Linked DNA regions of Homo sapiens: region 2 is linked to region 1. The links are chromatin contacts, found by Hi-C or POLR2A ChIA-PET in ENCODE. All regions are on one chromosome and are shown on one strand. Each heading gives the region's core, a stretch centred on a gene start or an enhancer-like site at or near the end of the contact. The rest is flanking DNA. Distances are from core to core; before and after follow the strand shown.

Evidence for each region. Hi-C counts contacts between places; a loop is a spot of excess contacts on that map. ChIA-PET counts read pairs that join two places held with the same protein, here RNA polymerase II (POLR2A). Pooled maps may share reads with other maps.
Region 2: a loop to region 1 is called in a map with no recorded cell type, with 6 times the contacts of the local background. The contact joins two enhancer-like sites. A Hi-C loop is called at or near these places in 1 of 37 single-sample maps with no recorded cell type and 4 of 50 pooled maps. POLR2A ChIA-PET finds 5 or more read pairs at or near these places in 3 of 52 experiments (all WTC11).

What each region holds. Positions count from the first base shown.
Region 1 is chr6:167,150,967-167,155,109 of GRCh38, reverse strand. No RefSeq gene overlaps it. Among named protein-coding and RNA genes, the nearest start is that of GPR31, 4.9 kb to the left of the region's middle. Within about 2 kb of position 2,054, at least 7 of the 41 ENCODE cell types and tissues checked have a DNase peak (open chromatin) inside an H3K27ac peak, as active enhancers do.
Region 2 is chr6:167,349,571-167,353,247 of GRCh38, reverse strand. No RefSeq gene overlaps it. Among named protein-coding and RNA genes, the nearest start is that of TTLL2, 26 kb to the right of the region's middle. RefSeq lists enhancers at 1,473-1,767, 1,591-2,269 and a silencer at 1,980-2,249. Within about 2 kb of position 1,732, at least 16 of the 41 ENCODE cell types and tissues checked have a DNase peak (open chromatin) inside an H3K27ac peak, as active enhancers do.

The DNA.
Region 1 (4,143 bases), core at 805-3,304:
ATCATAATAAATGCCCCATAAGCATTCTTTGCATGGTTACACAATAGTCGACACTATGGGTGTTTCTTAACTGTTTTTCTGCTGTTGGATGTTGAGATCCATAACTCTCTGCACAGGTGGAATCCACACAGTGAAGTGGCATGGCCCCCTGACAGATGCCCTGTAGGAATAGACCCCCACAGGTGGGGACAGATGCCCTGTAGGAATAGACCCCCACAGGTGGGGACAGATGCCCTGTAGGAATAGGCTCCCACTGGAGGGATACAGCCCACCCCTCCACTCACAGGAAAAGCTCTGCAGTCCAGCACTGTGCGCGGGAATGTCATGGGGCTACAGACTCTCCCAAACCCCTTGATCTATGGCTTTTTCCCTGGGAATGCACTGTCTTTTCTCCAGGATACCACAACTTTCTGTACACTCTGCCTTCCCTGTGTGCATTTTTAGCCTGGCAAAATGCGCCTATATCTGGGGTGGTGTCAGCTCCACACCGCTGTCTCTCGAGTTCTTTCTGACATCTCCTGGGTGGAGCTGGCAGCCCTCCACTCTGCTCACAGGTGTGCCTGATGCAGCGCTGCAGGCCTGGGGGGTCCAGAGCTTTTAGGAAGCCCTGATACCTCGGCCAGCCCCGGGCGTTCTGGTTCAGTTGGCCTGGGGAGGAGCCTGGGCACTGGTAGGTCTGAAGTCCCCTCATTAATTCTATCAATGGGCAGTCAGGTCTAAGACTCGCCGGGTGAGTGGCTCAGGGCCTGGGCAACAACATCCTGCCCCATCACTTCTTAGCTCTGTGACCTGGGACAGAAGGGGACTTCTGTAAAATGGGGATAGTAAAATGTACCTCGTGGGATTATGGTGGGGATTAAGTAAAATAACACAAAACATTTAGCACAGTATGTCATAAGCATCAGTAAATACTAATTTGCTGTTTTTAAGTGATCACACAATTCTATTTTCATTGCTTACTTCCCCAACCAGATTGTGGGGGCTTTGGGGACATAGTTTTTCCCTCTGTATTCTCAACACAGAACCTGGCATGGGAAGGGTGTCTTATGAACTGGAAGTTGAAAAGTTCTGTTAAATCAAAGGTTGATTATCATTCTTCTTGTGTAGCAGATCCTTTTGGGATCTCCTATGGCTATTCTGTGTGCCTCATTTCGCTTCTCACATCTATGAAATGGGACTTTTCTTGTCCCTTGGGAGGCTGAGGATCACGCGAGTGGCCCCCACCTCCGGGGATGTTTCTCACGTGTCCAGCCCCATCTCATCAAAGGAGCATCCACAGCACTGCACATAGATGGGGTTTCTTCTTCAAAGAGATGAGATAACAAGGGTCTTATTCTTCTCCACGTTATTGTCTCTGAATAAGGAAATGACTCAAAAGGGAAGTGTGGACAGACGGTGAATGGCGAGTCTCAGGACCACGACTGTTTTGCTGCCAATAGCAAGTTCCAGTTTCTTTTCTCCCGTGACTCACTTGCTGTGATGAGGCAGGGGCACCATCATGTCTGAGAGTCATGCAAATCGGCACCGTCAGAATTCTGGCAGATCCAGGAAAGACAGCCAGGAGCTTCAGTTTCCACGGGAGTGATGAATTTCTTGTCCATACGGAGGCAATGCTATCAGCTGGGAAACTCCGTTAGTTGTTTCTCTTTCTAAAATCTACTGGGTGACAGCTAGAGAAAGCTCGTCCTCTGTCTTCTCATAATCATTTCTGCCAGTAATAAAATCAACACTTTCGGTTTATTTAAAGGTCAGGACAATAAAAGGACTCTGCATTTGCCTGTGAGCATGGCTGGGGACTGTGAAATGCATTTCGTGACTCCCAGGGGCTTCCAGAACATTCCACTAAGTACTTGTGAGGTCCTCAAATAATAGCCATCCTCATAATGCCTCTTTAGCGTGTGTGGTAAAAGATACATAAAATGTATCATTCTCATCATTTGTAAGTGCAATTCAGTGCCTTTAAGTACATCACACTGCTGTGCAACCACCACCACCGGCGACCGCCAGAACTCTCCTCGGCTGGTAAAACTGAAACTCTGCCCCATTATATAGCAACCCCCCACTTCCGTTTCCCCGGCCCCAGTCAACAACCACTCTACTTTCTCTCGCTATGGATTTGACCACTCTATGTTCCTCCTATGACTGGAAACCTATAGGATTTTCCTTTTATGGCTAGATTATTCTACTTAGCATGATATCCTCAAGGCTCACCCATGTGACGGCTTGTGTCAGAATTTCCTTTTTGTTGAAGGATGAATGATATTCCACTGCTTGCATACACCACATTTTGCTTATCCACGCATCCATGGGTTACATTCACCTTTTGGTTGTTGTAAATAGTGCTGTTGTGAACACAGGTGTACAAACATCTCTTGGAGACCTAGTTGAGTTCTTTTGCAGATATACCCAGGAGTGGAATTTCTGAATCATATGACAATTCAGTGTTTGATGTTGTGAGGAACTGCCATATTGTTTTCACAGCAGCTGCACTTTTTGCATTCCCACCAGCAGCACACAAGGGTTCCAGTTTCTTCATATCCTCACCAACACTTGTTCTTCTCCAGCTTGTTTGTCTGTTTTTATAGTAGCCATCCTAATGGATGTGCAGTGGAAAAGTGCTTCTTTGAAAATCAGGAAATGCTTAGTATCTTCAGAAACTAAGAAGAAATCTCTGTAGCTGGAACCTGGACACTACAACCAGGCCGACAATAAGTGTACGATGTGGCCACACCACACTCTAGTCCATGAGCTCACAGGCCATCTCCATTTTTAAGTCTTCTTTGTCACTGAAATCGCAGGTTAGAGGACAAGTGTATCCAGGAATTCTGTCAGCATGACCGTGATCAGTGGCAGAGCGTCCTCGTGACAGCTCCATGTGCCATTGGATCATCTCCTCTCATGCCACCAAGCTCTGCAATTAGAACAGGAGCCTGAACCTCCCATTCCATCACACAGCTAAAGAGCAGCAGAGATAAGACTCAAACTGAAGGCCTACAGTCTTTAAGTCTAGGAAACTGCAGCATCTCCGCTCGTCTCATACTCCACATTTTGGTTTACGGTTCACTGGACTGGAAGCTTGTAGGCCCTCGGTTTGGGTCTTATCTCTGCTGCTCTTTAGCTGTGTGGTCTTGGGCACAACAACACATGATGTCTACTTTTTTACCTGAAAAAAAATGAAGATGGTTGCACCTTCTTCAAGGGACTGTGGGGACGGCTGAACAAGCACACAAAAGTGCCACTCAAAACCACCCAGGGGAATTCAGCTGCTTGCAGGCCAGACCCTGCCCGACATGCAGAGGAGTGATCAACGTTTCCCTCGGTGTAACTTAGAAGGCCACATTCTCCTCTCCACAAATGGCGCAAGATTTTTCAATAAAAGGGGGACCCTTAAAAAATATTGTGTGGTTTGTGGTGAGAAATCAAAAGTACAGTGAAAACAGAAGAGCGAAATACCTTCTCTTTTGTCTTCCTTGAGTAAGACCCTTTCTCCTGCCTTCCTCCCAGCATTGCAGCAATGCTGCTGTTACACAGAGAGCCCAGCCCTCTTGTTTTCTTCTTTCTCTGCAGGTAATGCTCCCTTACTCCTTCACTCTCTGACATTTCAAAACCCAGTTCAGCTAATGACCTTCCTTTACAAGAATGTGACAGGCACTCCTATACGGCCCTGGCTGTTTTATCTTCGCTTCCTCATAATCAGCCTGCTGTGATTTGAATGTCCTCTCCAAAACTCAAGGTGAAACTTAATTGTCATTCTAAGAGGGCAGGAGGTGAGGCCTTTAGGAAGTGATTAGGTCATGGAGCCCCACCCACATGAATAAATGGGTTAGTTATAGCAAGAATGGGTTGTTATAAACTGAGCCTGGCCCCTTGTGCTTTCTCTTTCACAAACACTTGCTTGCCCTTCTACTCTTCCACTGTGAGATAACATAGTAAGAAGGCCCTCACGAGATGCAGCTGCCGATCCTGGACTTCTCGGCCTCTAGAACCATGAGCTAAATCAACCTCCATTATTTATAAATTACCCTGTCTGTGGTATTCAGTTGCAGCAAGAGAAAACTGACTCATACTCTGACACACTTTTCCATAAATCAGACACATGGTTCAAGAGCGTAGACAGTCTACACTCACACACCCAGTGTATGC
Region 2 (3,677 bases), core at 483-2,982, 200 kb before region 1:
AGGCATGAAAGCAACATTCCTCTCCTTGCACATCTCCATCAGAGCCCTTGGGTGCATTGTCAATGAACAGTAATAATTTGAAAATAGTCTTTTTTTCTGAGCAGTAGATCTCAACAGTGGCCTCAAAATATTCAGTAAACCACTCTGTAAACAGATGTGCTCCCATCCGGCTTTGTTATTCTACTTATAGAGCCAAGACAGAGTAGATTTAGCATAATTCTTTTTTTTTTTTTTTTTTTTTTTTTTTTTTTTGAGACAGAGTTTGACTCTTGTTGTCCAGGCTGGAGTATGATGGCATGATCTTGGCTCACCGCAACCTCCGCCTCCCGGATTCAAGCAATTCTCCTTTCTCAGCCTCCAGAGTAGCTGGTATTACAGGCACCCACCACCATGCTTGGCAAATTTTTTGTATTTTTTTTTTTTTTAGTAGAGACGGGGTTTCTCCATGTTGGTCAGGCTGGTCTCAAACTCCTGACTTCTGGTGATCCACCCACCTCGGCCTCCTGATTTAGCAAAATTCTTAAGGGCCCTAGGATTTTCGGAATAGTAAATGAGATTGGCCGCAAGTTTAAGTCACCAGCTGCATTAGCTCTTAGCAAGAGACATCCTGTCCTTGGAAGTTTGAAGATAGGCATTGACTTCTCCTCTCTAGCTATGAAAGTCCTAGATGGCATCTTCTTCCAACAGAAGGCTGTTTCATCTACACTGACAATCTGTGGTTTGGTGTGGCCACCTCCATCACTTACCTTAGCTAGGTCTCTGGATAACTTGCTGCAGCTTCTCCATCAGCACTTGTTGCTTCATGTTGCACTTTTATGTTATGGACATGGTTTATTTCCTTAAACCTCATGAACCAACCTCTGCTACATTCAAACTTTTCTTCTACAGCTTTCTCACTCCTCTCAGTCTTTGCGGAACTGAAGAGAGTTGAGGCCTTGCTCTGGATTAGGCTTTGGCTTGAGGGATCCATATCAGCAATAAAGCTGTTTCACTTTCTCGTCATTCATGTGTTCACTGAAGCAGCACTTTTAATTTCCTTTAAGAGGTTTTTCTTTGCATTCACAACTGAGCTAACTCCTGGGTGCAAAAGGCCTTGCTTTCAGTCTATCTTAACTTTGAACAGGCTTTCCCCACTAAGCTTAATCATCTCTAGCTTTCGATTTAAAGTGAGAGATGTGTGTCTCTTCCTTTTACTTGAACACTTAGAGGCCGTTGTAGGTTATTAATAGTGTAATGGGAATAGGGAGGCCTGAGGGGAGGGAGAGAGATGGGGGCAGCTGGTCAGTGGAGCATGTGGAACACACGTGACATTTATTACGTTTTCTGTCTTACGTGGGTGCAGTTGTTGGTTCCCCAAAACAATTACAGAGTAAAATCGAAGATCACTAAGTACAGATCACCATGACAGATATAATGATAATGAAAAAATTCGAAATATTACAAGAATTACCAAAATGTGAAACAGAGATATGAAGTGAGCACAAGCTGTTTGAAAACGGGACCCACAGATGTGCCCCAACGGAGTTACCACAAACTTCCAATTTGTAAAAACAAGTGCAGTATCTGCGAGGCACAATAGAGCAAGGCGCAACAAAACGAGGTCCGCCTGTGCGTGCGAACCCCTCGCAGGGAGGCTGTAAACACAACGCAGGAACATCATGAAAAAGCCCGTTCCGGCGCTGGGCTGCAGAGGGCGCTGTCGGGTAAACAGGTCATTTCGCGGCACAAAGCAGCTCACAGCGCATCTCTGAAGTAACGCGGTCAACGCGGTCAGATTCACCTTTCCAACATGTGCCATGCAACAAACTGGGTCACTGAAAACCGCGGAAGTTTATTCCTCACCCCCCCCCCCGCCCCCGGACCAGGTGGGTTGCGCCCTCAGGGAGCTGAGCCGTCCCCGTGAGGCCCCTTCGCTGCCAGCACAGTTCAGCTGTGCCGTCCCCAGCGCTGCGGTGCCTGTAGCTGGTGTGCGGAGGAATCGTGGTCAGAAATGTGCACACGTGGTCCAGACAGACGGCCCCGTGAGTCTCCGAACAGAAAAGAGGGGGGCGAGGCGGAGTCCTGAAGGCTAGGCTTGCAGAGGCGGGAGAACCAGGCAGGGGGCCACGGGCCTGCGGGGCTCCGGACAGCGACAAGGGCGGCGCCCCCCACCCGCCTGCGCTCCCGGAAGGCCGAGTCTGTCAGCGCTGCCTGCGGTGTGTGGCAGCTGCGCGCTCCTTCCCTGTGGGGCAGAGCTGGCTGGAGCCACCGCCTGAAGAAACTGGGCTCTGTCCTCCGCTCCGGGGAGGGGATCGTGGCCAGTGGATGCTGAGTTCCTTCTGTTGCCTGCCGCAGCCCACAGCGAAGTCACTCTGAAGAGCATCTCGCTGGCCTGCGCTTCTGCTTCTAGGCGGCTCTGACCTTGACACCCCTTTCCTCTTCTGCTTATGCCTTCGAATCCTACATTAAGGGAAATGGGGATCCTGTTTTGAAACCAAATGAGAAAGAACCACAACCCTCAACTTCAAAACACTTCCAGTCTCCTGAAGGTTTTTTAGATTCGGAGATCTCCACCCATTTCCCAGGGTCCTTGAAATGTTTCCTGGAGCCGCGCCTCTCCCAGTGCTCTGGCTGGAGACAGCAGCGGTGGCTGTCTTCCTCCGCGTCCTTGTGAGCACCCAGTTTGGGGTGGAAGAGTCAAAAAAAAAAAAACCCAGGAACGCCCCACCCTGTCGTTCTCAGGGTCCCCCGGCTCCCCCGGGCTTCCTCTCTCCGCCTCTCGTCTTCCTGCGTTTGTCTGATGGGCACTGCCCGAGGTTTCCGGTTGCACCTGCGGGACGGAGGAAAACGCACGCCTGTTCCATCTTCTTAGGAGGGGAATTCTGAGGCTTTTTGAATGACCACCGTGTAGCGCCTTAATTCTCCTTCACTTTCACCGGTTTTGTCTGCCCCACCTCAGGAAGACTGTCTGTGTTCTTTCCTCCATAGCCCGGGCACCGAAGGCACATGCCGTGCATACAAATTTCCTGTCTCGTCTCAGACTCCACGTGAGCTCGTTATTACTTCAATTTAATCTGCGCACGTTTCACCCTAGGAGAGATACTGCCAGATGTGGCAGCTTCTCCTGACAGATGGCCCGAGGCCATTCTTGCCCTAAAACTTCAAATGCTCACATAAAACCATCCTTCCTAACAACACAGGTTTTCCCATTTCTGTGAGGTTGACCTTTACACCTGAAGAGTCATCGAAACCCAGCTAGTGATAAAGAAGTGAAGATTTCAAAAAAACGGAGGGAGAATGGAATCTGGTCTCTGGTTTTCAAGCGATTCCAGTTGCTTGATTTAGTCTCATTGGAATGTTTGAGCATTTGAGGAAAAGGCCCTTAACTCTATTTGCCAAACCCCATAAAGTAGGAGCTGAACTGACATTTAAAATCGGAGCAGCCTTGACGGGCTTGCGTTCTTACTTGCGTCCTTTAAATCTTTCCTGGAACAGAGTTGAGAACGTATAAATGTATAAATGCGTGAAAACAGGCAATGAACAAAGTGTTCATTCCAGTCTCGTGTCTAAATTCCCCGGAACATGTTTTTTCTCCTGCCTTTTCTCTGAACTCCATGCAGGTCAAGTCACAGCCTTTTTTTTTTTTTTCTTTTTTCACAGACTCTCACTCTGTCTCCCAGGCTGGAGTGCAGTGGCGC